Linked DNA regions of Mus musculus: region 2 is linked to region 1. Evidence: chromatin loops called from intact Hi-C (ENCODE). Cell type or tissue: left cerebral cortex. All regions are shown on one strand. Each heading gives the region's core, and the rest is flanking DNA. Links, peaks and the distances in the headings are about the cores only. Region 1 holds the start of Gm31552 (a long non-coding RNA gene). Region 2 has its middle 89 kb from the start of Gm31552.

Region 1 (15,912 bases), core at 4,908-12,907:
CTTTTTATGAATGTCATCAGTTTCCAGTACACAGACCATGGGAAGACTAACTCCATGAAGGTTAAAGAAAAACAAGGGAAGAATCATATGAAAGGTAGAACTTATGATCAAGATGAGACATTATGGTAGTTGTGTAGGATCAAGCAAATGTAACAGCAAAGTTCTAATTTGAGCAAGAATAGGTTGTATATAATTCAATGGTAATTTTAAATCTAAAATTTAAAATACCTGAAGATTGACCAAAAAATGGTGAGGGTAGAAATAGATATTGGTGGTTCTTATCCTAATGACATCTAAGCTGCCATTTCTGTGGCTTAGCAGGCAAGTGGGAGGGAAGACTATGTTGGTCAAGAGGCTATCACCAGTACTTAGGTACTTTCAGGTCCTTTCAGGAAGAAATGTACAGATATCCTGCCATGGGTACCTAGGTTTTTGCTATATATGTGGGAAGCTATCTATGCCAACATCAAGTATTTGATCTGTAATATTGACCACAAACTCTAAAGCAAATATATTCTCCTCAGTGGTAAATACTTAGATTTAGTAAATGAAATATAGACTGTCTGTTTAAACTTGAATTTCTAATAAAGAGTAAGTAATTTAGAGAAGGTTATACTAAACACATTATTCATTTTGTCTAGTAATCTAACCTAGTAAGTAAGACGTTTGTCTAACTTACAAGACCCCTTCACCACCACACAGCTAAGAGTTAAATTTTTCAGAGAAAAAAACTATATGCTCTAAAGTGTTTATAGTTCTTTTCTAGCCATCATCTAACTGAGGTTGCAAATGGAATATTTTTCTTTCTAAATTTTCTTGTAAAAGAAGGCTCTTTACCTCAAAGAATCTCAGATTAAAAAAAAAAAAAAAAAAAAGCCCTCCATAATGGGTTCACACTAAATGAAAAGTTAAGAAGTCTGAAGCCAACACACTAAAACACTACTCTGTTCTTTAGGATTGGGGACTTTGAACCCTTGTCAAGGAGATCCACATTCAATCTTTATGTGAAAAACACGGTTCTGGAAATGTTTATAAACCTCCTTGAATAATTTAGATAATTATATAAACCAAAGAGATCACTACAAAGAAGCATTCTCTGACACCAAGCAGCAGGCTTCATACAGAGAGCATGACTCAGCTTTGCTTTTCTTTCTTTCTTTTTTATTTTTTTTTAAGCTGGCTGATAAATTAATTCACAGGAGACTGGTAGGTCTGTCAATAAGCAGAACTTTTGGGTCCAGTGCCTGAAATATGTCCCTGGTCTTAATGACTCATTTTGTGTCTCTCTGCAGCTTATTAATTTCTCCTCATTCTAATCCCAGCTGCTAGAGAAGAGATTTAATATTACATAATTGGGGAGAGGTTATGATCCCAAGTCATTCATGCAAAAGCCTGTGCAAAGAAAATATTATTAACTTGTAGACAGGGGTGATCAAAGCTACTCTGAAAGGCGACATTTGGAAATCTGAAGACAATAACAAAATAAAACCTGAAATGACACTATTTGTTTTCCAGAAGGCTTTTAAATCAAGAACCTAAGTTAGTGGACACAGAAAATAGAGAGGGTCTATGTACCTGGGACAAATCAAAGCTGAGGTTTGCCGTGTGGCACACCAGGATCTAAACCCATTTTGCTGTCTTGAGTTCCTGCTGTGCACCAGTTCTAATAAAAGCTTTTGTTTCCTTGCTACCTTCAGCTTAAAACTGTTCTCTGGTATTTCACTTATGCAAAGACAGAAATAAAATTTTAAGTAGAGATATTATTTTACAAATTGGCACCATAGTTCTGAGAAAAGAATATTTTTAGTTTCTTGTTTGAGAAAAGGAAAAAGCAAAAACAGGCTCGGGGGAAAAAAAAACTGAAACAGGAAGAAGCAGATTGAGTAAAACTGTCCTTCAAATTGATGAAGACCTGAAGTGAAGGAGACCTTGGGGAGGTGAGCAGCAGGGTTGAAAGAAAGCCAGCTTCCAAGTTGGTACAAATAACAGAGATAGATTATTCGAACCGAGCTGCCTAATATTTTTGAGCTGCTCACATGTTTGTGTTATAAAACCATCCATCAAGGTCGTTTGTATGTGGAAAATAACAAAGGCAGACATGCATGAGTTTCACAGGTAGAGTATGAACAACACCTAAGAAAGGATTAGATGAACCATGACCTGAACAGATTTGAAGATCATAGGCAGTAGAGGTCATAGGCAACTGAGAAAATAGTCAATGCCTGTAGCCTAGGATATTTTCAGATGTGAGCGAAGAAGAGCTTGAGTCTCTTTCTCTTGAAGATCCATACACAGCCTGGGTATCTCCACTCCTCTAGGATTTACCTTGGGCCACCCATCTTCTCCCTTAGTCTGAGTGATGTTCTTCAGGAAGATGAGGGGTGCTCACACACTTCCCTCCTTCATCTGTACTCCTTGCAGGGATATTTCTGTTTTAACACAGACTGGATACAATGTAAAAAGGTTTTATGGGATCTTTTCCTAAGCAAATGATTTTAAGAGTCTGGAACATTGCAGCAGGGGGTGTGGCAGGGAGAAGAAGCACAGCACCAGAGAGAACCATTTCTGTGCGATCCCACAGTAAAACCTAGAGGCTGAGGCTCTTCCCAGTCGTCCCAGGTGGAGTTTGACCTATAAAGTGATATTTTGGAAGAAAAAATAGATTTTATGAAGATGCACTGCGTAATTCCAGCTCTAATCCTTAGCACTCTAATGTGCTCTTATAATATCCTCTAGACCTTAAAACCTAATAAAAATATTATTATACTCACCACAAATGAGATAGTGACCATAACATACACTGAAATGTTCTTCTTTAGGAAAAAGTGCTCTATTTTGTTGCAAAATTTCTTAGGTGGACTGTAAAATAGAGAGGGACCATGAAGATTTTGGTTCAATGTAAGAAATGATATAATTTTTCATGCTCAAATTAAGATTTTATTTCCATTCCTCCACTTCCTTCCAATTGCTTTGCAAAGGGCTATTTGATGCTCCGTAATCCTCCTAGTCAAGGACGACACCTTTGAGAACTGAGTTTAGGATTTTTTCATCTTTGTCACTTGTGCCGGCAGCGAAGTTGGAAACCCTCTTAGTTTGAAAAGTGGTTTTTAAAATGGCAAATTTGCAGGTCATTTTTAAATCTCCTCTTTCTATTTCTGAGGAATTACTTTGGAATTCAAGCAAAATTAGGGGGAAAGAAAATCACAAGCCATTCATATGTATTATTCATAGTAGGATTTAATTTAATGACCGAAATACAGGACAGCTTCTCCATGCAACAATTTTTACACTCAGTTCCTTTATATCTATGTCACCAGCAAATGCTGTCATCTATGTAGAAGTAATGTTCCATGCAGAAAGATACTGGTGCTCCTTAAATCTGAAAAGAGGTGCTGCTTTAGAGGCAGATCTTGTGTCATGGGAAAAATAATTTGATACACTAGTTTGGGAATTTTTGTATAGTTATTATATGAAACAGACTACCGCTAGGGCAATTTCCCTCTCCAGAGTATCCCTTTTACTCTCTGCCTTTTGGTAAAGGGCTTTCCTATGGTAAAACAGGAGGTTCAAAACTGAGGCAACCACAAGTTCAAGTTGATTACTTTCATCATACTAATGGGTCCTACTGTAGGTGCTAAGGATTCCTTTCAGACATGGCACTTTCCTTGGCTCCTCCAACAGGGACTGGAGGTTATAGAAATAACTGGCCAGGACTCCCTTGGCTAGAGATAAGGAGTTATCTACTATGTGGCAATGTTGCTAGGTGTACAGCCCCATTCCTGTGATGTTTAAATGATTTCCTCTGCAGTTTGCTATTGTATTTCCAAAATGGGAAATGTTTTCTTTAAACAAGTAGCAAATGAAACAAGAGAAAATTGAAGGCCACCAGCTCTGGTTTGTTGGTAGAGCATGTTCTTTGGAGCCAGACTGAGCACACATTCATTGTCTATCCATGTTCATAGCAGCATTGTTTGTCTCAGGAAGCAGGCTCAACTTTTAAAGGAAAACAAATATCACGGTGGTTCTCAACATTCCTAGCACCGTAATCCTTTAATTCCATCCCCCATTTTGTAGTGACCCCAACCATAAAACTACATTGGTTGCTACTTCATAACTGTAGTTTTACTACTGTTATAATTTGTAATAGAAATAGCTGTACTCTCTGATGGTCTTAGGTGGCTCATATGAACAGATCATTCCACCTAAAAGGAGTCACAACCCACAGCTTGGAAAGTATTACCATAGTAGGTACCTATAACAGAGGCCAGCAAGCTGGTGTAGTTAGCTTCCAAGTTTATTTTGGTTCCTTTTTTTTCTAGGCTCATAAACATTCGCATACCCTTGAGACTAGCAAATAATGGGAGAATTCATGTCTGTGGGTGCTGGAGGCTTTGGTGCCTCTTCTGATTACAAAGCATAGAGACAAAACAGGGTAAAGAATAGAATGAGCACTTAAGATACCACTGGTTTTTCTCTGTCTGATGCCATCACACAGTATGCTGGAACTACTTACAAAGAAGGACCATGTTTTTTCAATTCACCCTATCAGCTGCCATTGGTTTGGATAATGCAAGATTCCTGAAAGGTCCATATACAAAGGCGCCAGGATGGAGGTATTAGGAGATGCTATGAGTGATGTACAATAGAGGATTCTGCCTATTATTTTTTTTTCACTGATCCAGATGAGAAGATTGCTCTCACCCATGTTTGTGCGCTGGTGCCAACATTTATTGCATCACCAGAGCTGAGCAAATTCAGACACTGTACCTTTGTATCTCTGAAACTGTGGGATACAAACCTGTTTTTCTTAGAATTTAGTGACCTTAATTACTTCATTGTAGTGAGACAGAACTGACTCATGCATTAGTAAAACATGAAAATATCCAGTGATAACAACTGTGGTTTGCAGCAACTCAGTCTGAGGGACACTAAATCTTCTTTACTTTGACTATTTTTATTTTCAAGCTATCGTGAGATCGTTGTTCCTCTTTTCACTTTACAGAGGAGGAAACTGAAGTCAAAAGAACCAACTGTCACTCCATGTGGTTGTATAACAGACTACCCTAAAATTAGTGGAATGAAACAAGCACTGCTGAGATTTTTCACAACTATTCCATTTGTGCAGTTCTTAACTGCCTAGGGAACTCAGTGGTAGGAAGTGAAGTGCTGACAGGCAAGAGAGTCATGTAGCTGGAACACTAATACATCGTGGTACTATCTCTTACGTAGATTCTCTGATTGGAATACCTACATATGATTCTCCATGGGGCAGCTCCGTGTTCTTTGATGATTATAGCTGGAAAGCAGGTGTCAGCATCCCAGGAGAAAAGAAGTGAAAGCTGACAATTTCTGTAGCCTTGACCTAAAAACCGGTGTAATAGAACTTGAATGTTGTGGTAGAAAACATGGCCATTGCCCTCTTGAACTTTTAGCAGCTGTGATAGGGAAAGGGGTATTCATGATGCTCTGCCCTTCTTCAGTCCTTTATAGATAATGGCTGTTATATGGAGAGGTTCAAAGGCCCCATACCTCCAGGAGGATATTTAAGCTATTAACAGTTGTGGGAGGGGGAAAGATATTTTCTTCACTAGTATAGCAATTTTTAATTTACCTATGGTACTAAAAGTAATCTCACTAAAACCTGTTGGTTCACCTGTGAAGTTGAAAGCAATCATCTTGGGGATCTGTCACTAGTTAACTCTCTGGTGTGAGTAAAACCACTGTTTTGCTTTCCAGAGAAATTTTACAACAGTATTCTGGTGTCATGGAGCCCAGATTGAAGGATAGAAGGCAAACTAAAACCACAAAGACAAGTGAACAGAAAGTAACATGACTGGCGACAGAGTTTCAATAAATTTGGGGACTGTGATTGAAATCCTTCATATTTGTCATGATGGACCTCTAAGGAAAGTACAGATAACAATACCACTTTCATTTTCTGTTTTGTGTATAAGTAACATTTTATCCATGGCAGGCAAGCTGGGATACAGGTTTATAATAGTCAAAGAGTTTTCATCGTTTGGTTTCATGTACCCTTCCACTCTATCTACCCTAACTAGAGCAAAGCAGGAAGAAGCAAGCAGTGACTTGGAGGACCACTTAAAATGTGAATCCATGTTTGTTTATGCTATATTATTGTAAATGTTCTGGCTAATTTTATGCTAACTTGACAGAAGATGGAATTGTCTGGGGGGGCAGGATCTCAATGAAGAAATTGATTTTATTGTAGAGAATCTTGTAGGACATTTTCTTTGTAATTGATGAGGGAGGTCTCAGCCCATTGTGAGTGGTATGACACCTAGGCAGGTGGTTTGGATGCTATGAGAAAGCAGAATGAATTAGCCATGAGGACCAAGCGAGTAATCAGTATTTCTCCATGGCCCGTACATTAGGTCCTATATCTAGGCTCTTTCGTGTTTGAGTTCCTACTCTGACTGCTCTGAATGATGGACTGTAATATGAAACCGTCAGCAAAAAGAACCCTTTCCTCAACAAGTTATTTCTGATTATGATATTTCATCACAGTAAAAGAAACCCTAACCTCAATACTATGTCAAAAAGATAATTGCGAGTCAGGAGATACTGAACACAGTGATGGCAATAGGTTGGGAGATAAAAATTGGAAATGAGGGTAGCAGCTAGTAAACAAGGCAGAAAGAGGCGATGTTTGATGCCTCCAATGGACCTGCTGCATGCTCCTTTCCATAACAGTGCGCCAAGACCCAGGTCACATCCAGAGTGGCAGAGATTGCACTGCTATTAATGCCTTCTATAGGATCCTTCTATAGAATCTCTAAGACCGTTATAGCATATTGAGATGGGTCAAGTATCTTTAAACACATAGTTATTCTTTCATAGTTCTAGATGCTGGGCATCTAAAATCCAGTTGCAAACAGGGTCCCTTCGACAGTATTAGATAATAACACTTCTTCTTTAGTTCCTGGTATGCCTTGGCTGGTGGATGACCAGTGTGATCTCTGCCCTCTTGTATCTATGTTCAAATTTCTCTTCCGAAAAACAAAACAAAGCCAATTTTAGTTGAGTGGAGTTTCAGTCTAGTACAACCTTATCATCACCCACTTACATATGCAAAGATCCTACTTCCCCATAAGGTCACACCCTCAGCTTCTGGATAGTTAAAAACATGGACAGTATTCATCCTAGACTACCTCCTTGTGGGTTGGGAGGCTGGATTTCAGGCAGGCTCAAAAACTATGTTTGCTATTCAAAGAAACAATCTGGAATTTAAAACCAGATCTTTCTGACTGCCATCCTCTACTGTTTCCACTATACAACAAAAATAAACACTCCCAACATACCTATCATACTTGATTCTATATGGCAATACTGCAAAATAAAGAAGGCTGCATGTTACCTATATTTTCGCAAAGGGAAAAAATTACTTCCTTGAACTTTCTGGTGTTTGTATCTGTCTCCATAACAACCCATTTTATCTTTCATGAGTGTGATCACTTTATCCAAGTTGCTTCATTTCTGTCTATTTGTATGTAACACAGGGAAACTGCATGGATGGTGCTACTGATGAGTGGGACAGAAAGAAAGATAAGGTATTGCTTGGAATACAGGGTTTAGCTGCAATGTTTGAACTTAAATTTACTCTCAGAGGCCATAGCTTCAACATAGAACATTTCTTTAGAGAAACAAGCCTGTTAAACTATCAGCAGGCCACTTTATCCATGGATGTTATCAGAAGTAATGTTCATGACCTATGAATGTCATAAAAACCAACAAATTTGAAACACAGTGCAGTTTTATAATACTGAGTTGTTACAATAAGTATTCAATAAATAGTGATTAATATGTAGCCAATGAATGAAAATATGGCTAGAAAGATGGCTTGGTGGATAAATTACTTGCTTTAGAGCTGTAAGAACCTGAGTTCATATTCCAAGAACCTACACAAATCTGAATATAGTAGCAGGAGTTCCTAATACCAGCATTCCTAACTTGAAATGGGAATAGAGAGAGAATCCTCATATTCTATAAGTCTAGTAGTTTTAACCACGATTTAAGGTGCTGCATGTTATTGCACACATCTGTCAATGCTTACATAAGAGCACAAATGTACACACAAGCATGTATGTGCACATGTGCAAACAGTGAATGGGGAGCAGAGAGAGAGAGAACAACAATAATTCATATAAATATAAGCATGCAAATTAGTTGTTTTTAGGCCCTTGTGCATTTAAATTGATTTATCATTACATAGGCTGGGGTTTCCAAACATAAAAATGGTTGGAGCTACAAAGACCTTCAAAAGAGCCTGACAGACACATTAAAATCAACCTTCTTTATAAGGCTTATGACACCTTTCAAGTTCAGTCTGCCAAATGAGATGGGAAAGTGTGGATAGCTCTTTTATTCTTTTTTCCCTTTCATCACAAGCAAAGCAACCTCTGCTTATATAACAGTCTTAGTCAGGATCACCCAGGCACAGCTTGACGAGCTGTCAGTTACTATTTGTGGCTTGCTTCCTCCCAGCCTTCCTCCTGGGAGACTGGCAGGACAGAGCCATGTCCACTCTTCCTAGTTTTCCTGTAAAATTTTTGATCCAGTTACCTTTCTTTGTTTCTTTGTTTCTGTGTTTCTTTCTTCCTTTGTTTTCATCTTTTCTTTCTTTCGTTTTATCTTCGCAGTGTTAGTCCAGTAAGTATTTATCGTCTAGAGCACGTGTTTGTGATGAAAATTAACCCAAGAGACTAGAGACCTAGAGACCTTTGAAAGCAAACATAGCAAGCCTGAAAAGAAGAAAGTTGTCGTTCACCTGTGACTGTGCTCCAAATCACACCGACGAAGAGCAACCACAGCACAAAGGATGGTAACATTTTTTTTTATAACTAATTTTAGCTGTGGTGCCACCTACACTCCTACCCAAGGAATAAAATCTTGCTATTCTTCCTTTCTTATTAAAGTATAGCAGGGCTCTGGCATCTGTGTGGAAGGCACAGTTTCTGTATCAGAGAATTGTGGGACTCCTGTTGGCAGTGACAATTTACTTTGTATAACCACAGGAAAACTCCAGGATGCAGAGTCTACAGACTTCCTCAGAATGTATTGCTTTTCTCCTGACATCCAATTCTCTCCTTTCTTGTCTGTATTTTTCAAACTCGGAACATCTCACCAGCTCATCAGCTTTGTCTTTGCTGTTCATGCTGCAGACTCTGCAGTCCCACCTAACTTTGGTTTCTGTGTCTGTCATTAGAGATTAGGCAAACATCACTGCAGTACTCATTGGCCCTCTTGTTGCTCCACGCAGTTCACCTGCTTCCTCTTGGGGCTTCATTCACCTTCAGTCACTTTCATACCTTTCAAGTCTATAATACTGATTCTCAACAGTCAACACAGCTACTTAATATTGTTACAGATATGTCACTTCCTAAGGGGTTTTCCCAATTCCCAAGCAAAAATCTAGCCATAGCGCCATTTCTCACTCCAAGGATGAGAGTATCTGTCCTTACATCCCTCTGTATGCCAGAAACTGACATTTGGGCTACAGTAAGATATTGAGTGTCTGCTCAAAGGAGAGTAGAAGAGAGATATGAAATAATTAACATAGAAAACACAATATGTGACTGTGGAATAGGAGAGGTCTTCTCTGGAATATCAGGACAATGAAATGTCTCCAGAAAAGGTGATACTTGAGATAACAAACAAACAAACAAACAAACCTTCAAGATGATGAAGGCCTTTCCTGGATGAAAAAAGGAAAAGGCAGGCCCCTGCAAAACAAGCACTAATTACTATGACAGAGTGCTGGAAACAGGGATATCAGACCCTGGCCTGAGCTTCCAGTTAGCTGCACTTTGTGTGTGTGTGTGTGTGTGTGTGTGTGTGTGTGTGTGTGTGTGTGTGTGTTGGGAGGGATGCTAAAGGGAGTTAAAGCAACTGCCTAGTCTAATCTTGCATTACTGTATTTCTAAGCATTTAGGTGATTCATCCATGCTGTGTGGAAGAGATGCTAGCTTCAGAGTATACTGAGAATGTACTTCTGCATCACATCTATATTAGATTAATCTATACCGTTTGGCTTTGAAAGAATGGCACTCTATAGAACTTAGCATAAGCACTATGACACTGGAGCATAGAATTGAAATTTTTCCTAAGAATAGACTCTGCTGCAAGAAGCCTATCCACAACGTCCTTGTAGACTTCACTTTCTATTCGGAATTGGAATTTCACCTTACATGCTGAAAGAACACACTGCTCTTACTATCCTTAGGTCACTCCCCACTGTTTTATTATTGCCTCTTCATTATGACTTTGACATCAACAAAAACCTTGGTGTTTGACAGAATCTATGAAATGCATCTGACATCAGTCCTGTGTATCCCATCAGAGAGCAAAAGAAATAATGTTTATTATCTCATTATGTACCCATTTTTACTTAGAAAATGGTTTGTTCTGGAAGAACAAGAGGTTGTATTATTTTGAATCCTCTAATTTTAAGTCTGATCAATCACTTGATTGCTTTCAATAGTTTTTAAATAACTCATGTATATATATGTGAATGTATGTGTGTGTGTGTGCTTGTGTGTGTGCTTGTGCGTGCGTGCACACATGCACGCTTGTTCACACATATGTTGAGCATATGGGAAGTCTGGAAGAGAGTATTGGTTTTCTTGTTTTCCTGGAGATTTTCCTGTAGGGATTGCAAACTGCCTGAGTAGGGCTTCTGAGAAACAAACTCAGGGCTTCTGAAAGAGCAGGATGAACTCTTAACTGCTTATGCCTGCTTTCTTTTGAATTACTACCTCTCACTTGTCAAGCTACACTCTACTAATCTAAACCTATTACAGCCATAACCCTGCCATCCTATCATAGCCTGGGAAACCTAATATGTCTTACCAGAACGAACAACACATTCATTAGTAGATGCCTTTATAATTTTGTTCCTCATGTCTCAACTGGAAGGCAGCATGAATTACAGAAAAACTGTGTATAAGACCTGGTTCTTCTTTGTGAAGCTAGTCTAGTTACCAGTCTAAATCCACAGGATAAAAAGCAAGCTCAGCTATGCTTTCTTCTCTAGGGCAATTTAGGCTAGCAGTCAAGCAATTACTGCCTGGAGCAGAAGAAAGCTGTCCCCACAAGTAGACAGCTGGGGAGCTGTGAATTAGCTTTTCAACACCTGAAGTCTCTATTAAAGAGAGTCAATGGCCCTGCTTTGAGAATAGTAAGGAAAGCCTGGGGTTATATGAGGTACCTTCCTTCACAGTAATTTTTCACTTTTATAATTAGTAGTGAACCATTATCTTTGATATCATAAATAAAAAGGTACAAGGGGGAACTATGTTATCACATACATATTCAATTCAGGGTTGTCCATGACTAGAAAGAGTACTGCATAAAAATAGGGATGGCTTTTCTATAAGACTTTTAAAATCAATACATATTGCCCAAGACAGATTAGGCCACATCCAACTGAATGTGATGCTGGCTTTCAAATAAATCTGCATTCTACAGTGCAACAAAGGACAGCCATCCCCCACTGGTGGAATCAAATCCAGTGGTTCTCACATTAAAGTTGCCGGTCACATTCAAATTAAACTCCTCCTTTGGTTCTGATGGATTGGAGAGGTTTGGGTGCTCTCAAACATACATTGCTAACAAATTCTTAGGTGATTAACACACTAATTGATGAGGATTACACTTTGGAAAGTCATGATTGCTGGTGCATACTATAACCCCAGCACACAGGAAACAGAGAGCACACTAGTCTACATAGATATACTCCATCTCCAGAAAGAGAAGAAGAGAAAGAGAGGTGGCAGAGAGTCATGAGTGTGCTGCATCCAAATTAGAGATTATTCTTATCCGGCTATAAGGGAAAGGAAATCACCCACTTAACTTCAAGACAGACAGACAGACAGAAAATAGATTCATGGGTGGATAGATGAGTAGATGGATGGATAGATGCATAGATGAGAGAGAGTAGGGAGAGAGGTGAGGAGACATCCCTAAAGAACACTTCATAGCAGAATAGACAATTTGAGCGAAAAGTAAATGATCTCTTTTGAGGGTAAAAGGAAAATGTAAAATAATATTTTGAGAATGCATTTGGGTTAATCAAATTGGCAAAATTTAGCTAATAGAGGCTCATATCTATAATCTCATCACTCAGTTTCAAACAGGCAGGTTGCCTTGAGTTTGAGACTTGTAGAACAAAACAACCTGTAGAATGTTAGTGCTAAATATTTCCAAAGGTCAGGGGAAAAAAAAGTTTACAGTAACTTTTAAAGTTTGTACTTCTAAGTGTATCCTGAGGTCTTGTTCATTCCATTTGTACTCCACTATCTCTAAAATAGTCTGAAAGATAATAGCTGTTGGGCACAAGACAGACTGCACAGCAAACTGAATGTGGGCAGTTTACAAATTACCTACCTCAAACTCCTCTGTATCAGCAATTATGTCCTGATAGCTACAGCAGTGAAAATTTCTGTTACCTGGTTTTATGGAACATTACTATGGATACTAGGCACTCAGAGACACATACACACAGAAATGGTTTTTGTTTTGTATCGTTTTTGTTTTTGATTTTTTTTGTACAGATTCTGTGTAACTCAATTAAAACCTCATGGGTTTTATTCTTATATGATCATATTTTAATTGTTACTGGGCATTATTTACTGTGCTTGTAAAGAAATGGTTCATGATGGCCCAATAATTTACTCTTCTGGGAAGATGCAACATGGACCCTGAACACCTAGTGTTGTTAGAACGAAAAGTACATCTTCACAGTGTTTACTGTGAGACAGACAGAGATGTCTCCAAAATGGCAAAAAGAGAAGCCAGGGCTCTGAAGGATGTCACAAGGCATCTCATGATAGGTTCATTTGTAGGAGAGACAGACAGAGAGACTCTAATGGGAGAAAGACCTACTGAGAATGGCCAAGATAATCCCCAACAACTTGTTGGTTGAATTTCTTTTTTTTTATTAGATATTTTCTTTATTTACATTTCAAATGTTATCCCCTTTCCTAGTTTCCCCTCCAAAATTACCCTACCCCCTCCCCCTCCCCCTGTTCCTCTTGCATTTCTACACTGACCCTCAATAAATTCTCATTTGTTTATTGCTGTTTTAGCCATTCAGGAGACCTTGTTACTCTTGCCAATTAGTTCTTAAGAGCATAAGCATATCTTGGCAGTAACCAAACCATTCCTTCTGATATAATTTTATCTGCCTTATTATAAGATATTTAGTATTCCTGATGTAGACTTTGAATTTTATGCATCTGGTAATATATATTTGTTGTATATTGAATGTGTCAACCATAAATATGTATGTAGTATTTGTGTGTATTTATATGTATGCATGTGTATAAAATTTAAGACAACCTTCAATTTTTAGGAAAGCTTATTAATGATATTAAACTAAAAATAACATATTTTTTATGTTCTGTTCATGCAAAAGGAGTACTTGCTGGAATGTTGTAAAGATTAAATGAGGTCCTCTGCACACAGAACTTGGAAGCATTTCTCCATTAAAATCTTAGAATATACATTTTGAAACTCCTAGAGTTTATTATAATGCTTCCTGCCATAATGAGTATTATAACACAGAAGCATTTAACTATTAGTATCATCATTATTATTGGAAAGTTTGCTTTAGTCTCTGGAGAAACTACATACTGAAACATGGTATACCTACCATGAGCCTTAAAGAAAACTATGTATCCTATTCTGAGAAAACATCAAGTATCAATACTTCATCAGCCAATGGCAGAAACTCATGAGCCCCTTTCTCTTGCAGGCTAAAACATTGACTTATGCTGTCAACTGAAGCTGCATATTAGTGATCTTATCATGTTCAGAAAATACTGTTTCACTCTGATCCACCCCAGTTCCACCTCTTACAACTTTTCTGCCCCCTCTTCAGCAAAGGTCCCAGGTGGGAAAGGATCTGAGATGTCTCTAATAAGTCTAGACCATTTGAATATGTGTTGCCTAGTTAGTAGCTGCTTGGGGAGGACTAGGGGGTGTGGTCTTGTGGGAAGAGGTGTGGCACTAAGGGCAGGCTTTGAGGTTTTAAAAGTCTCCTGCCATTCTCAGTTTGCTCTCTGCTTCCTGTTTACAGATCATAGCGTGAGCTCTCAGCTATGGTTCCAGTGCCAGGTCTGCCTGCCTGCTGCTATAATTCTCACTAGGATAACCCTGAGCTCTAACCCTGTTTTCTTTATAAATTGCCATGTTCATGCTATTTTGTAAAGAAAATAGAGTTTGGTAACTATGTAAGAAGTAACTAAGAAAGCAAGTAATGATGTCAATTCTGCTATGTCAAAGAACAACTGGGGCATGGGAAAGTAGCTCAGTAATTAACTATTTGTGAATCAAGATATGAGCTCTCAGCTGCTGCTCCAGTGCCATGTTTGGCTGACTTCTGCAATTCTTCCTCTCTCATGATTATTATAGATTCCTATCCCTTTGGAAGTGTACACCCCAAATAAACCCTTCCTAATATAACTTGTCTTGGACAAATTGTTTTTATTACAGTAGTGGTAAACTAACATACAGAATTTGATATAGATGTTTAATTTGTGGCTGAGCACTTCATAGGTACATATTGTCTGTACTTTGTTTTTATTGTCAGTTCCTGCATTGACCATCATCCACTGCACAAAAGAAGTTCTCTGAGGATACATGAAAGCCACACTAACAGTGGGTATAGAGAAACTTAGAGGGCAATTTGAAGTTATATACATTTAGAAAAGTAATAGTAGTTATGTTCACTTTAAGGCCTAACCATAGGTTCCTGGTCATATTTATACTATAATGCACTATATGCATTATATATATGGTAATATATATATGTAGTGCATATATTTCTTGTAATAGAGTGGGACTTAACTCTAGTCAAAAACCTGTGGATTACACCTGTGGTGGTTTGAATATACTTGGCCCAGGGAGTGTCCTATATGCTGCCATGCTTCCTGCTATGATGATAATGGACTGATCTTCTGAACTTGTAAACAAGCCACAATTAATTGTTGTCCTTTATAAGAATTGCTGTGGTCATGGTGTCTTTTCATAGCAATGAAACCCTAACTAAGACAGCAGTAGGTAACAGGAGTGGAGTATTGCTGTGATACACCTGGGCTTGCTTTTGTTTGAAAGAATGTGGATTTGGGGACTTGATTTGGAAAAGAGAGGAATGGTTTAATGAGCTATGCTAGTAGGAATATGCAAGACTTTGTAGTAGACAATGGTTTGAACTGTTGAGACCTGGCCCAAGAGGTTTCAGTGAAGAAAAATTTCAGTATGTGGTGAAGAGACTGTTTTAGGGGTATTTTGATGTAGAATGTGGTTGCTTTTTGCGAGTGTCTGAAGAGTCTGCCTGAGGCTAAGGTGAAGAGATTTAGATTTATTGCTTTGACAAAGAAAGTCCCAAAACAGCCTGGTATAAGTTCTGTTGTGTGGTTACTAAAGTTCCCTCTTATGAAAAGCATTTTAATCAAAAGGAGCAACCTGAGTAAGGAAAAATATACAATGTATAGTTCAAGTAATAAAGGGGCATCAGGAAGTGAAATGGAGCTGAATCCTATGTTCAAGGAGATAAACAGATTAAGGGAGTGATCACTTTGGGGCAAGATCCTACCCAACTAAGCAAGCATGGTAGTATACACCTTTAATCCTAGGATAGAAAGCTAAACAGATCTCTGAGTTCAAGGCCAGCCCTAGACAGAGCAAGTTCTAGGTGAAGAAATGCTTAAGTCTAGGAGTGGTGGTATACACCTTTAACCCCATCATTCAGGAGACAGCCATGAAGATCTTTGAGTTTAAGGTCAAGCTACACAGGAAGTTCTGGAACAGCCACGCTTAGGCAGTGAAGGAGTTGAAAAACATCTGGTAATGGAATGGGGAGAGGAGTGTTGTTTCAGACCCAAAGCAGCAGAA
Region 2 (15,912 bases), core at 4,616-12,615, 89 kb after region 1:
GCGTTCTGGGTTCTGATGATGGTGAGTGGTCCTGGCTTCTGTTAGTAGGATTCTTACGTTTACCTTTCGCCATCTGGCAATATCTGGAGTTAGTTGTTATAGTTGTCTTTGTTAAGAGATTGTTCCTCTGTTGATTTTGTTACCCTCTATCAGCAGGCGTGGGAGACAAGCTCTCTTCTCTGAGTTTCAGTGGTCAGAGCAGTCTCTGTAGGCAAGCTCTCCTCTTTCAGGGAAGGCGTACAGTTATCTGGTGTTTGGACCTCCTCCTGGCTGAAGGTGAAGGCCCAAAACAGGATCTTTCCCAGAAGCTGTGTTGCTTTGGCCAGGAAGGTGGCCATTTGTCTGGAGTCGAAGATGTCGCCGCCTGAGAAGCTCTGTGGCTCTTGTCCGGAAGGAGGCCGGCCGTCTGGAGCTGAGGATGGCGCTGCCTCAGAAGCTCTGTGGCTTTTGCCGGGAAGGTGGCTGGTTGTCTGGAGCTGAAGATGGCGCCGCCCAGAAGCTCTGCGACTCTCGCCCGTCCCAGAAACGGCTGGCACTCTGTATTCCACACGGTCACCCGTGCAGCCTGCCCTCCGCGGAGTCCCGGAGCCAAGAAGGCTCCCGCCGGCGCCTGTGCCACAAACCTCTCAGGCCGGGCAGACCCCCGTGCTCTCACCAGGAAGGTGGCCGGCTATCTGGAGCTGAAGATGGCGCCGCCCAGAAGCTCTGCGACTCTTGCCCGTCCCAGAAACGGCTGGCACTCTGTATTCCACACGGTCACCCGTGCAGCCTGCCCTCCGCGGAGTCCCGGAGCCAAGAAGGCTCCCGCCGGCGCCTGTGCCACAAACCTCTCAGGCCTGGCAGACCCCCGTGCTCTCACCAGGAAGGTGGCCGGCTATCTGGAGCTGAAGATGGCGCCGCCCAGAAGCTCTGCGACTCTCGCCCGTCCCAGAAACGGCTGGCACTCTGTATTCCACACGGTCACCCGTGCAGCCTGCCCTCCGCGGAGTCCCGGAGCCAAGAAGGCTCCCGCCGGCGCCTGTGCCACAAACCTCTCAGGCCGGGCAGACCCCCGTGCTCTCACCAGGAAGGTGGCCGGCTGTCTCCAAATATATAATTTATACCAGAAAAAACTGATAAACTGAACATCACCAAAATGTCATTCTGTGAAAGATCCTTCTCAGATGATGTAAGGTAAGATGACATAATGGGAGAAAACATTGACACTTCACAAAAGATTCATATTTAGAATACATAAGGAACTAACAAAACTCAATTGTAAAAGAGCAAACAGTCCAAATAGTTAAGCAGAGACATTCTACTGGAAAGGCTCAGCTGCTAGTGAGGCAATTTAAAAAGTTATAACCTGGGAAATAGCTAAGTGTTTGAAAGCCCTTGCTGTCCAAAACCACAAGAACTAATATAAAAAGGGGTGTGAGATCATGTCTTCCTGTAACCCAAACACTGGGGTAGGAGGTTTGTGTAAGGGAATTAATGTGACTTGCTGACCATTAGCCTAAGTTCAGGTGTAGTGAGAGATCCCATCTCAACAGAATAATTTGAACAATGACAGAGCAGACAACTCAATGCCTCTGACCTCTGCACATGTACACCATATACACCTATGCATTTATACTTTGCACACTTGCACACACATGTAAACACACACACATACATACATACATATATGAACACTCGATATCACATGTTGTTAGCTATAAATAAATACAAATTAAAACACACTGAGACTGCAAGCCCCTCCCGGTACTGAAGTATCAAGTGGAGACTGTACTAAATACCACCTGCTTGGACACTGAGTCTCTCATACAGAGATCCTAGGAATATAAGTTGAAAGCCATTCCGAAGAATATTTTGGCAGCTTCTTATAAAACTAAACATGCAAATATAATGAGTCCTAGCAAATGGGTTTTTGAGTTCTTATTATATCTCAGAGAAAAAAAGACTTATGGTCACATAACACATATGCCCACACTTTATGTCACACTCATTCATAAAAGCTCTAACGTTATGTTGGATTTCCTGCAAAGGTGAAGAAATACCATAGAGTGATCCACAGATACATATTCCCACCAATATGGAGCTCTAGGGAGTTAGATGAAACATTCTGCACTAACCCCCAAAGATGCCTATCACAGACATCTTTGATAATAGATGTGATAGTTCTGGAGTGGATATAATAAAGAATACTAAAAGACCAGCTAATAGTTATCAAGAAGCCCACATGGCTAACACATGTCAATGTGGGATATTGTTATGATGGTGGAGCTACTCTACCCGGCTAAGTGGTGTATTCTAGTAGTCTCCTGTGTTGCCACAAAAGAAAACTGTTCAAGGGAGATTTGGATCTGCTTTATTATTTCCTACAGTTGAATACATACTGAGAACTGCTTTGAAAATAAGCCAAATTGGAGGCTGAAGAGATGGCTCAGAGATGAAGAGTGATTGTTACTCTAGAGAGGACCTCAGGTTGTTACCCATATCCCCATTGGTGGTTCACAGCTGCTTGTACCTTGAATCCCAGGGGATCTTATGCTCTCTTCCAGCCTTTTCAGGTACCTATACCATGTGGCATATACACACAGAGAGATGAACACATGTATAACTACTTATAAATTAAGAATAAAATAAATATTTTAAGGCATTTTATAAAATATTAAGAAAAAAAAACCAAAAATAATCAGAATGCAAAAGCATGGACGCTGTCATCCACTGTTGGAAAAGGAAATTTCTTTCTCTCTTTTTTATTTTGTTTATTTTATTTTATTTTTTATTGGTTATATAATTTATTTACATTTCAGAGTTATCCCCCTTCCCAGTTTCTCCTCCTCAACCCCCCTATAATATCCTTCATCCCCCTGATTCTATGAGGGTGCTCCCCAACTCACCCATCCACTCCTGCTCACCTCCCTAGCATTCCCCTACCTTGGGGCATACAATCTCCACTGGACCATGATCCTCTACTCTCATTGATTCCAGATAAGACAACCTTTGCTACATAAACAGCTGGGGTCATGTGTTCCTTTATGTGTACTCTTTGGTTGATGGTTTAGTCCCAGGGAGCTTTGAGGGGGTCTGATTAGATGATATTGTTGTTCTTCCTCTGGGGTTGCAAACCCCTTCAGCTCCTTCAGTCTTTTCCCTAACTCTTCCATTGGGGTCACTTTGCTCAGGTGACTGCCAGCATCCACACTTGTATTAGTCAGGCTCTGGTAGAGCCTCTCAGGAGACAGCTATAACAGGCTCCTGTCAGCAAGCACTTCTTGGCATCAGCAATAGTGTCTGGGTTTGGTGTCTGCAGATTGAATGGATCCCTAGGTGGGGCAGTCTCTCGATGGCCTTTCCTTCAGTCTCTGTTCCACTCTTTGTCCCTGCATTTTCTTTAGACAGGAGCAATTCTGGGTTAATGTTTTTGAGATGGGTGGGTGCCCCCATCCCTCAACAGGGGACCGTGCCTAAGCTCTGGATAGGTTCTCCCCTTTGTTGTGTATTTCAGCTAATGTCATCCTTGTTGGGTCCTGAGAACCTCTTGCTTTCCTGGCATCTGGGACTTTCTAGTGACTACCTCCAGTTCCCCAACCCCCACTGATGGAAACTTCTGTTCAATTTCCCGACTCCCTGTACTTCTCCTGCATCTCCTCCCACACCTGATCCTGTCCCCTTTTTTCTTTTCCCTTCTCTCTCCCTCCTAGGTTCTTCCCTCTCTACCTCCTGTGATTATTTAGTTCCCCTTCTAAATAAGACTGAAACACCCACACTTTGGTCTTCCTTCAATGCTAATCAATAGCAATACACATCTATTAATCCTCTAACATGAAGTAGCCCGGGATATCTAATGTAGGTGAGCACTTGAAAATAGAAAAAAAATGAATAAATTAGGACCACCAAAGATATAAAATATAATCACTCTGTAAAACAGTTGGAAGTTGAGATTTAAAAATAAAAGTGCTATGTAATCCAGCAATCTGCTCTAGACACTTACCAAGAAAATAAAAAGAATCAATGCACAAGATATCACAGCTATACAGTTGTCAGCTGAAAACAGTAGTATACATGTTCTTTGCAGAGCCTTCCACAGGATCCAGGACAATTTTCAATATTGCTTAGTCTGTGATCTCACACTTGTGCTTCGAAGATGCATGTGTTAGAGAAACATTCAGAAAGACAACCAAATCACGTGCATTTAGCTCCTCACTGTAATCAATATAATCAATGGATTGCTGGTGGGTGGGGGGGCAAACAAAAAGAATTACAAATAAGAATGCTAAAAGGCTAGGGAGATGGCTCAGTTAGTAAGGAGCTTGCTGCTAGTATGAAGACCTGGATTTGAATCCAGAATCCATATAAAACTAGATGTGTATGTGTAAAGATAGACAAAGATAGCCTGTATATGAAATTCTAGTGCCTCTGTAACAAGATGGAAGAAAAAAATAGAATAACCCATGTAGGCATACATATCAGAGATTAGCAAAGAGACTATGCCTCAAACACAGTGAAAGGTAAGGACAGACATCCACAATTATCTCCTGACCTCCAAAGGCACACTATGGAATAACCTTATCTTCATTCTGATATACAAAGATGTGCACCCACAACATACATAATCAAAAGAATATCAAAAAATTAATGATGTGTTCTTGCTATAGATTAGCAATAATTAAAATGAAAAGTATTGAAGTTTATGTTTAAAACAATATTCATCAATATACCTCAGAAGTATATCATAAAATAAATATTTTGAGAGCAAGTTGTAGCACAAGGCCTAGACATGGTACATTAGTAGAAACAATACTAAATGTATTTATAAAATACTGTAGCTAGTTATAGACATAGTATACAAATGTAAAAATGTAACTATGGACCTACCTCTGGGAAAGAAAGAATGAACTAAGGATGGTATTTAAAGGAGTAGAAGTTTAATCTATATCAGCCATTCTCAACCTGAGGGTCACAATTCCTTTGGTGGTTGACTGATCCTTTTACAGAGTTTGCTATCAGATATACTGCATAGCACACATTTACATCATAATAATATTAGCAAAATTACAGTTTTGAAGTAGCCATGAAATACATTTTGGTTAGTGATTGCCACATTAAAGAGTCACAGCATTTGGAAGGTTGGGAACCACTGATCTATGTGCATTTAAATTGTGTGTGTGTGTGTGTGTGTGTGTGTGTGTGTGTGTGTATTCTATCAACATATATTTTAAAATCCTGATGGTAACAATTTGAAGGCCCTACTGGAATTTGTCTTTATAGTGTGCTTTTTAAAATTATAATCGATACAGAATGATGCTAGTGATATATGTGGCTGTGCTCTGGGCAAGGTGTTTCCAGGTTCTTTGTCTTTCTATTCAAAGAACAGAAATAAAGGCCCAGACAATTTAATGTAGCAAGGAAATTTTATTTAAAACAAGGGGACATTAGATGTCAGAAAGAAATACATCATCATGCATGACAATAGATGACATGTGTGAGGATAGCCAAGGTCCATAATTTTTTATTGAAGTTTTTTTCTTATGAGGTTCAAGAAAGGGAGTTTGGTTGCTAGGGCTTGCAGTACAGGCCTTCTCTATTTTGATCGACAGGACTAGATTATGTATCTCTTTGTTCATTACACATTTCTCTTCCCATTTTGCATTTAGTTTTAATTATATGCATACCACATTATGCATATAATAACTACGCATAGGAATGGAATGGTAAGTAGGAGATCCTCCCCTGAAAGTTCATCTGGTAAACATGGTTTGTCTTATTGCACAAGCTTGCCTTATTGCATAGGCACATAAAGCCAGTTCGAGTGGGACAACCCTTTCACCTTCATACCTGGATATAACTAGAGTAAGACTGGTTAGAACCTGTAAAATTTGAAAGTTACTGATTGGAAAAAATATTGATTTTTCAGAGAAGGGTGCACATGCAATTGGATGCACATATAGGCCCTAGGTTGCTATTTGTTCTAAAAGACTTTTTGGGAAGATGTGTATATACAATATGTGCAGATAGTGGTCTGAGGTTGTGAAGTGTATTATTAGAAGAGAGAACGTAATAAGTAAATAGCCAAAGCCAAGTGGAGCGCCAGGTTGCTAATCTATTCCCTGTGCTTGCCTGTCACACTAGCAAGCCTTGCTCTAAGCTTCCCATATATCCTCATACACAGCAGCAGCATGGTGTGATCTATGATCTCTATTATCAGTAAAACTTGGTTCCTATCACTGACCCACTGTGGGAATGCTGCATAACTCTGGAACACTTACTCTGTTTCTGCTTTAGAATTCTGTGTCCTTCTCTTGTTTGCAGATTATGTTTGAGAACTCTGTGAGATGATAAGTGATGTATTGAATTACCCTGCACTTAGCATCCAGTCAAATACAGTTATTTTTGTGGTGCTTAAGCCCTTCATTTTTTCACATAGAAAAGAAGTAGGTGTAGGTTCCTGACTTGTTTTTAAATGAACATTTATTTCTATGTTATACTTGCCTGGGTTTTCATTTTTGTGGATGCTATTCATAACTTAGGACATAATGAAACAGTAGCAATTTCCTCAAACCTTCCCTGGGGTGCACCATCTTAAATTGTATCCTTTCCAATAATGTACTTTCCTATTTATTTAGAAAAGAAATCCGTATAAAACCAAAAGGTTTAAAGGGGCAAACCATTCTAGAAAAGATTCTCAGTATAAAAGTTAATTTTATGGAACAAGCCCTTTGATTTCATTTAAAAAAAAAAAAACAATTAACTACGCTTTGTTTCTTATTTCAGTTTGCTTTCCAATAAATGTATAGATGCCCTTTCAATCCATGTATGTGGCCAGACTGCTTTCATAGAAGCCTGCTATCTGGCAAAGTTTTTATCTGGGCCATTGTAAGCAATTGAGATTCCTTATGCAGTCTATAGATTTGGAACGAATGGTCAACAGTCAGAACCAGGAACTCAGAAGCTTTAGAAGTCTTCCCAGTTGCAGGCAGCCTCATTTTGACTTGTTCTACAAAGCAAAACATAACAGCATCCCACATAACCTTGGAAAGAAACCCGAAAACAAAATGTCACATGCCTAAACCACATGTGGAAGATTAGAATGTAAATAGAAAAATTGGGAGAATTTTTGCAGCTTCTCAAACCATAGTAGATAAGGAATATCTTCATAATGTGAAAAGAGCCTTTTTATTATCAGAAAGCTTTGACAAGTAGCTTCCCACGCAGCTTATCAAGCTGAATGCCAGGAACATAACCAGAATACTGAATCTGTTCCTGCTTTATTGTGTGGGAAGGGGCAGTTTCCTGCATTTAATTCAACGACTGCACTGAAAAACTGATAGGTCCCTAGAAGTGCTATTGATTTAGAGAGGGAGAAAGGCAGGGAAAGAAAGAGTGAGAGAAGGAGGGGAGGACAGAAAGTGACAGAGAATACTACCTACCTTTTTCTGTTTCTTTATGAATACTTGTTTCCACAGTAATGGTCATTATTGTCACCTGCTTATCCCTCCTCATGGCTCCTTATCACCTCCTCCTCTCTTATGTCCCAAAGATTGCTTCCAATCCTATTTGTCCTACAATGGACAATTGGACAAATCTTAGGCTAGTTCAGAAAAGAGCCTGTGGGTTTTTGCTCCTACGTACTAATCTTAAACTTGGAGTAGAGCAGAAATGTGAGCTATTACAAGATCATTTGAACAGTGTATTCCTGTGCAGTACCCGCCCCCCCCCCACGCCTTCCCCATTTGACTATGACTGGTCATGTTCCAATTCAGTTGGTAAAAAAGCTGATGGAAGAGGGCTGTGCACTAAGACCACATGGCCTCCAGCCCAATGACTCTATCTGTTATCTTGTTTTTATGTTTATTAGCTTTTAATTGGCAATGCTAACTGCATGTCTTACATATTAGAGTCCAATGTCTGGATATACCTGTATATCAGGAAATGCTTAGGTCAGGCTGAGTGCTGAGCACTTAGCATTTCTCCTGTGGAAAATATTTTGGTTTTAGCAGTGAAAACTAGGGTCACCATGGAGACAGCTATGCCATGCTTGTCTTCCACAGACTATTCTCTTAAATCGAATATTCTCTGTGTATTCCTTTCTAAGCCCCCCTGCTGCATTTCTCTTTTCTTTTTCTTTTTAATTATGGTATTAGATTAAACAATCTCTTGTATGCCAGAACCTCTGGATGGTCACAAATTAGTTGAAAGAAGAAATGAAAAACTAATCTAGATGTATGCTGAGTACCTTATAAACTTATTCTTTTAAAAATGTATTACACTGCATGTATTTTTTCAGTTTGTGTGGGGGTATGTGTGTATATGAGTACATATGCTATGGCACGTGTGGAGGTTAGAAGACAGCTTGTAAGCACTGATCCTCTCCTTCCACTATAGGAAGCTGGAGACGAAACCCAGGTCATCATTCTTAGCAGCAAGTGTCCTTAACCTCTAAGCCACTTGGAAGAAATGAAAGGAGGGGGAAAAATGTGATCAGGACAGATTACATGAAAAAAAAAATTAAGCCAATAAATTAAAAAATGAATAAACACATTTTAATGTTTTAAAAAATAATTTCTAGAGCCCAAATAGCCACCTCACCTTCCTGCACCCAAATGTGAACACTTAGCCACAGCTGGGTAGAACACACTCCTTTCTTTCCCAAATGGCAACCAATTATGTTGTTTCCCTTCATCATACCTTCCATGTTTCCATCCCATGACCCTAAAAGGTAAAGACTAATTCCCTTATTCTTAGCTACTTCCTTAAAAAAAAATCCCTAGCAGTCTAGAGTAGCTGTTTCCAATTGTAGGAACAGTTCAACAATTAATTCATTGATATGTCAATAGCTTAAAATATTAATTAAAATAGGTGAGCACTTGTTTTCTGGTACTTCTCCAAAACAAACTATATGTTTCCTATCAAGTAGATAATTTATTTAATACCCCCCCCAAGTTTGTTAGTTCTATTTTTAGAGATTTCAGAATCCAATAATCAATTTTCATGCTTGATTTTCCTGTTTTACAATTCAGAGGGGACTGCAATATTTTTCTCACTCATACTCAGAAAGGGACCAAATCTTGTTATTGGAGGAAAGTAGTAAGTCAGTCAATCTGTCTGTGTGTGTGTGTGTGTGTGTGTGTGTGTGTGTGTGTGTGTGTGTGTATGAGAGAGACAGAGACAGAGAGACAAAGAGAGACAGAGATATAGAAATAGAAATTGGGGGATTACTCTGCTTTATTCATGGGGGAAAAAAAGAAGTAACTCCAAAGACCCACACAGTGAGGGAGAAGTAGCTCCACAGACCCACACAGTGAGGGAGAAGTAGCTCCATAGACCCACACAGTGAGAAGTAACTCCACAGACCCACACAGTGAGGCAGAAGTAGCTCCACAGACACACACAGTGAGGCAGAAGTAGCTCCACAGACACACACAGTGAGATGTAGCTCCACAGACCCACACAGTGAGGCAGAAGTAGCTCCACAGAGCCACACAGTGAGATGTAATCCCACAGAACCAAAAGGAGCTTTGGAACAAGGTGATCCAAAGTCCTGAGCAAAATGGTGATTCACAGAGAGCTACTGAGCAATATAGTGACTCATACAGAAAAACATGTCCTATTATCAGTGGACATAGATTAGGAATTTGAAATTAAAATCAGAGGCAAAAGTAGTTCACTGCAAAGATTTTCCAGAAGTTATTTAAACAACAAATGAACAACATTAACAATCAGTTAAGACAGTAAATGTATGGTAATACTTATGCATACACAGAAAAATCTATTTTAAACATTATGAACCAATTATTACTTAATTGGATGATAATGTAGTGCAGTGGTTGATCATTTGCTTAGCACTTGCCAGTCCCTGGATTTAATCCCTGCTACCTCAATAAAAATTATTTTTATTATTATATCATTATAAATAAAAATAAATATTTTATTTGGTTACTACTTTATATCATGAGATTTAGGTTTTAGAGACAGGCTCTAAGTGCAGAGTCCTGGCTGGCTTATAATTCACTACTCAGGTCACTTTGACCTCTGATTCATATCGGTCCACCTATCTCTGCTTTGGGAATGAGGAGAAAAAAGAATATACACAGTTGATATAACTATTATAGTAATAACAAGTATACTGTGTCTTGTGTCCTTTACATGTATTGTCTTCCAATGGATGCTTACCAGTTCTGAAATATAGGAAGTAGTTTTTCTATATTATTTATGAAAGGAAAGACATTTGGAGACTGGAGGATCCTGTGTGTGTGTGTGTGTGTGTGTGTGTGTGTGTATACTCATGTGAGTTGAAAATGTCATTTTTGAGCTCTGAAGTCATGTTGTTCTGAGATGATTTCAAGTGGAAGGTCCCTGCTTTATGCCTGCTCTGCTCTCCTCGGGAAGTGACGATATGATACAGATTCCTGATGATGAAATGATACAGAACTGGTGAAAAAGCTTAAAACAGGTCCATGGGGATTTTATTCACACACTTTCTGACTTGAGTAAGAGAGACACTGTATTAAAAAGCTGAATGACAAACCTTGTCAAATACATTTTAAATAGATGCGTGACATTTGGCTAGTGCATTATGCAATAAACATCCAACTGAATTAAAATTAAATTGATTTTTGCATGCCAAGTCTAAATCACAATTTGGCTAATGAAATAGGAAAACTTAAATTGTCACAGGCTAACATGAAATGACTTGATAATAGAATACATCACGGAAAGTTTAAGAATTTAGTGACTATATCTGAAGTGGTTAGTATTTGATAGTCAAAGAAAAGTTAACAACTTTGTGTTGGGATGCCCATACATCAAGCCGTGGAAGCTTGTCACTGTGTTCATTGCTGTGCAGGTGGTACTAAGCTAGCAGGCTATGTAAATGTTTATTACTTCCTTACCTCCCCAGAAAGAAAAGCAAGCAGGCCTGGGAAAGTCACAAAAGCTGCAATGCCTGAAGACAACACAGAGAGAAAGACCTGGAATTTTCCTGCTGCTGACTGGTTTAGACTAGATGAGAAAGGAGAGCCAAGTTTTGCATACTAAAGAGCTGGTGGCCAGAGCTGGGGCAGAACTACCCAGTCAGGGAACTGGAGCAGAAAGGGAGCAGGGCAGAGAGCTATAGCTGAATGTGAACCAATGGAAATGAGTGTGGCAGGAAGTCTGGTACAGTCAGATGGGCTGGCTGAAGTACTGCTCCAGAAAACAGGCCAACAGTCTTATGGAATACAGATGTCTCCATGTCATTATAATTAACCCAAGTTAAAAGCTCTGGGATAACTTTGAAATCAGGGATTACATGTCTGATGATTATGCTTCTTTATTCAAAAAACTAAAACTTACTTTCATGAATTTGAGTGTTTACATATATGAACATCACATGAGTGGTTGGTGCCCAGAAAGGCGTGGTGATGGGAAACTGGAGTTCCAAATGTTGGGGAGCCACCATGTGAATGTGGGAAACTGAGTCCAGATCCTCTTCAGAGCAGCAAATGCACCCAACCATTGAGCTGCTGGCCCAGTTCTTTCACTTCACCTTTTAACAGGCCTTTTTTTTTCATGTGGTTAAAATGTCAAGTAGTCAAAGGATCTCTCTCTCTCTCTCTCTCTCTCTCTCTCTCTCTCTCTCTCTGTGTGTGTGTGTGTGTGTGTGTGTGTACATGCTTGTAGGTGTCTGCATATATGCAAATGTAAGACTCTTTCAAGCCTTAGCTTACCAGGGGACCCCCCTGAGTGAACCACAGGGAGCCAGGAATTGGGAATCTACACAAAAAGCAAGAGGAATTTATTGTTCCAACACATAGGGGTCATCCTACACCAGAAGGAGAGATGGCAATCTGCCACAGCCCATTTGGTCAGTCTATACAGTTTTTCAGAGCAACAGCCATTAGGCACAATGTGATTGGCAGAACAGTATGACTTTTAAATTGATTGGTTTCTAGGGAATGAGGTGACAGGGTCTGTCCTGTGGAATATTTACATGCTGTAGACCTCCCCCACTTCACACACACACACACACACACACACACACACACACACACAAGTGGCTGATGGTCAGTCTACCCTGTGGAATGTGTTTACCTAGTCTAGGCCTCCCCCACCTGCAGGTGGCTGGTCTTCCATTTTGCAGAATGTTAATTAGCCTTCCCCTTCTGGAGGAGAGGCCTCTGCTGGAATTTTCCAAAAGGTCCTGAACTGACTTCTTCACACACATGCATGTAAGTATCTTTGACAACAAGAAGAGGGCAGGAGATTCCTCTGGAGCTGGAGACAGAGCAGATTGTGAGCCAGTTGGCATAGGAAAATAAACTCTTGTCCTCTGCAGAAACAGGAAGCTATCTAAGTCACAATAGATAATACTGTCCCAGTATAACTTCTATTTGGGGCTATTATGGTCTACTTTATCCCATATGACTTTTTAAAAATAATTTTATATTATATCTCTATTGTTATAATACAAGGAATAAAAGAGGCACATGTTTTTCTGATCTTTGGATGGATTGGGGTTGCTATGCTTCGATTTTTATAACAGGTATTTATTAGACATTATTCTGCACTTCTGTAAACACTGTCACTACAGTATTTTAGGTTGGATGTCTGTGGCTCAACTTCCTAGACTTTTTTTTTTCTTCTTTTTTTTTTTTTTAAATCCTCTGTGCATGCCCTATTTCAAAGGTGGTAAGCAACTCTTCAAATACAAAAATGGAGTTCTTCGTTCTTCAGCAAGAGACTTCAAATTATAAGCATAATTTTTCTCTGATGTTTTAGCTGATTTATCTCCCCTGTGTATTATAGTTATATAGTTAATGTGTTTTCATTGGCAAAAATATTATGTTGTGGTACTTTGTCACTGAATTAACTAATGTATAAGGTAAGAATGTTGGATTATGGTAAAAATCTCAATGTTTATTGGATTAAAACAAATATAACTTTGTAAAACAAAGTGAATAGAATTGAATTAAGTGGCATTATATGAAAACAAATATCTCTATGCCTTGTATTACCTTCTACCTCACTAAAATTTATTGAATGAAATCTGTAGGAAAGATAAAAACATTACAGTGGCTGTTGAAAAGGAATTTTCCATAATATGTACAATTCTTATTGTGCTTATGTTCAAAGTTGCTACATAAATAAGAAGACATTTACTTAATTCTTGTTTCTCCTCTATTAACCAAAAAATTGAAAGGAGGGAATTCTTCAAAACTCAGTTTACAAGAGTAGCATTACAATGATACCCCAATAATAAAAGATACAAGACAGGAAGTCTGTTGAGCACTACCTAAAATAAACATAGATGTCAAAAAAGTCTTAACAAAAATACTAGCAGATCAAATCCAATAGTATTTCAAAATATCATTATCAAACATATGCTTGAAATTCAACATATACTAACAAATACCAACAGTTGAACATAGACTAGTCAATATATACAATATGTCAGTCAACGAAATGAAAGACAGAAGTCATAGTGTTATTCTGATAGATATATAAAGTCAATTAAGATTCAACAATTTTATTGTGATGAAAGGTATACAAAAATTAGGAATAGAATGAGCATAAATCAACATAGTAAAGTCTACACAGCAAATGGAGAAAAGCTGAAAGATTTTAAATAATTTCCCTTCTAATATTTGAAACAATAAAAAATTTCTGCTTCATATCTTATATTTAAATAGTACTAGAAGACTTGACAAGGTGGTTAAGAATGTTAAAAAAATAAAATAAAATAAAATAAAAAAGAAAACATCAAATTTACTATTTGCAAATGTAAGATACTATACATAGAAAAGTTGGAGAATGCCAGTAAAACATTGGAATTGACTTCAGTATATTTGGGGATATAAATTTGACAAATATAAATCAGCAGTAGTGTGCTTGTCTGCTGAGGATGTGGCTTAGTGATGGAGAAGTTGTCTCACATATACAAGGCTCAGCGTTTGATCACCACCGAAACAATCTTTTAAAGATATATACTATTTAAGTCAATAATAATTGCCTTAGGCTTCTCTGTTACTGTGATAAAACACCGACAAAAACAGGTTGGAGTGGAAAACAGTTATTTTAGTTTACAGGTCCATCATCAAGAAATACCAGAGCAGGAGAAACTCAGGGCAAGAATGTTGAGGCAGGAACTGAAGCAGAGACTGTAGAAGGATATTTATGGGCCTACTTTCCATGCTGGTTCAGCCTGTCTATATTACCCAGGACCACCTTCCCAGGGGTGGCATTGCTCCAGATGGGCTGGGCCCTTGTATGGCAACTGTTAATCAAGAAAAATGTTCCCAAAGGCATGCTTACAAGCCATCTGATGAAGGCAAGTTCTTGATTGAGGTTCCCACTTTCCAGGCAACTCAACTTTGTATCTAGTTGGGAAATACTAATCAACACAGTAATGTTACTTACATAGAAATCTTACTTAAAAGGAATCTCACCAATGGTAACTACAAAAAGTAAAATTAAGAGCATAGGAATAAATTGAGCAAAAGAAGTAAGTATATCCTAAATTAAAATTACAAAAGCTGATCAAAATAGAGCTCTTATGAAAGGTAGAACTCACCAATGATTGACAGGAGTTGATTGATGAAACAGTCCATACAAATGCATATTAAACAATGATTGCATTAAAAATATGACCATACTTATACTTTTGCACATTTTTGTGAATCTTTCTATTAACAGTCTACATATCAGCTTTCTGTGAACTTAGTTAAGCATTCCTAGTCTTAGCATCTTCTCCTAGTTCCGTGTCCAGTACCACAGTGGGAAACTGAGATACAAAATACTTGATATGAAAACACAATGATTTAATAGACCGTGAACTCAAATTATGAATATTTATATCATTCTTTTAAAAATCAACCCTCTGTAATGCTAGTTGTTGCATTACTGTCGCGAATTGTTGTGGATCGGGGTTAAAGACAAAGGCAGAAAATAAATCCTCGAACTCAGAGGAGAGGTTCTAAAAGTTTATTTATTCATAAACAACAATAATAAAATAAATGGCAAAATGGGACCGTACTCGTTCACACACACACACACACACACACACACACACACGATTCACCAATCTTCCGGTCCGGCTGGCATAGCCTGGCTCAGTGGTCAGCGACTCTCTTTCAGGCTGTCAGATATGCTGTAGTAGAACCATGGTGGCGCAGGCTTGGTGTCCGTGTGGGCATCAGCATGGAGTCCACATGGACTGTCTCTCAGCACGATGTTTCTCCATTGGGCCCCGGGAAGTTGAACGAGTTGCTGTGCCAGACCGGGGGTTTTTAAACTAAATTCAGTCAATTACAACTAGGGCATTTCATATATTACTTCATGGGCTTTCCTTATCATCTGCATGCACACACTCTCTATGGCTAGGTTTTCAGGTATCTGGAGCTACAGGTGTGGTCCGCCCCACAGAGTGTGGCCACCAGGGTGGACTCTGGAGTGGTGGGCAGCTTTACAGCATGAGCTGCCCTTATCATCTGCACACACTCTTTATGGCTTGGTTCCATGGCTATCTGGGGCTGCAGCCACCATAGTGGGCTCAGGGCTGCAGCGGGGCAAGCAGCTTTACAGCATCAGGAAAAATGCCTTCGGGAGCCATATGTTCCTGACATTCCATCCCCTGGAGCCTTGGGGAAAGAAGAGCTACAGATCTGGATATTCCCAAAAGCGCCACAAGGCTTGCAAAGCAGGGGTCATATACATTGCATAGCCCATTTTTGTGGCCACTTTTTCATGTATGGTATGCCCTACACTAGAAAATGCACTCTTTTAATATTGGTTTTTTAAAAAAAGATAGCTGACAAAATGCAAATGATGTCTGTAGGTTAGTCGACTGTGACTTTTCCTATTTCTCAGACTGTTTCACTGTGATTATGAAATTGATTTAACACTTGAGGTTGTTGAGTGAAGACTAGAGAATTCTTTGTACTATTTTTG

The links. Hi-C counts contacts between places; a loop is a spot of excess contacts. Peaks named below come from ENCODE experiments on the same cell type or tissue, not always from the same donor. Only the 100,000 strongest peaks of a DNase experiment are listed, where the experiment ranks them.
Region 2: a loop joins it to region 1, with 6 times the contacts of the local background. A loop is called at or near these places in 3 of 42 quality-filtered maps.

The regions. Positions count from the first base shown.
Region 1 is chr3:20,814,945-20,830,856 of GRCm38, reverse strand. Gm31552 (a long non-coding RNA gene) reads left to right here and starts at 8,496. Exons shown (of 4, transcript XR_389614.2): 1 at 8,496-8,558; 2 at 8,658-8,839; 3 at 13,772-13,909; 4 at 14,096-14,472. In left cerebral cortex, for the core only: no CTCF peak of the experiment used is centred there; DNase peaks (open chromatin) are centred at 8,447, 8,954, 9,356, 9,919 and 1 more place; H3K27ac peaks cover 4,748 bases.
Region 2 is chr3:20,725,786-20,741,697 of GRCm38, reverse strand. No RefSeq gene overlaps it. Among named protein-coding and RNA genes, the nearest start is that of Gm31552, 89 kb to the left of the region's middle. In left cerebral cortex, for the core only: no CTCF peak of the experiment used is centred there; DNase peaks (open chromatin) are centred at 7,126, 7,929, 9,456, 11,031 and 1 more place; H3K27ac peaks cover 1,877 bases.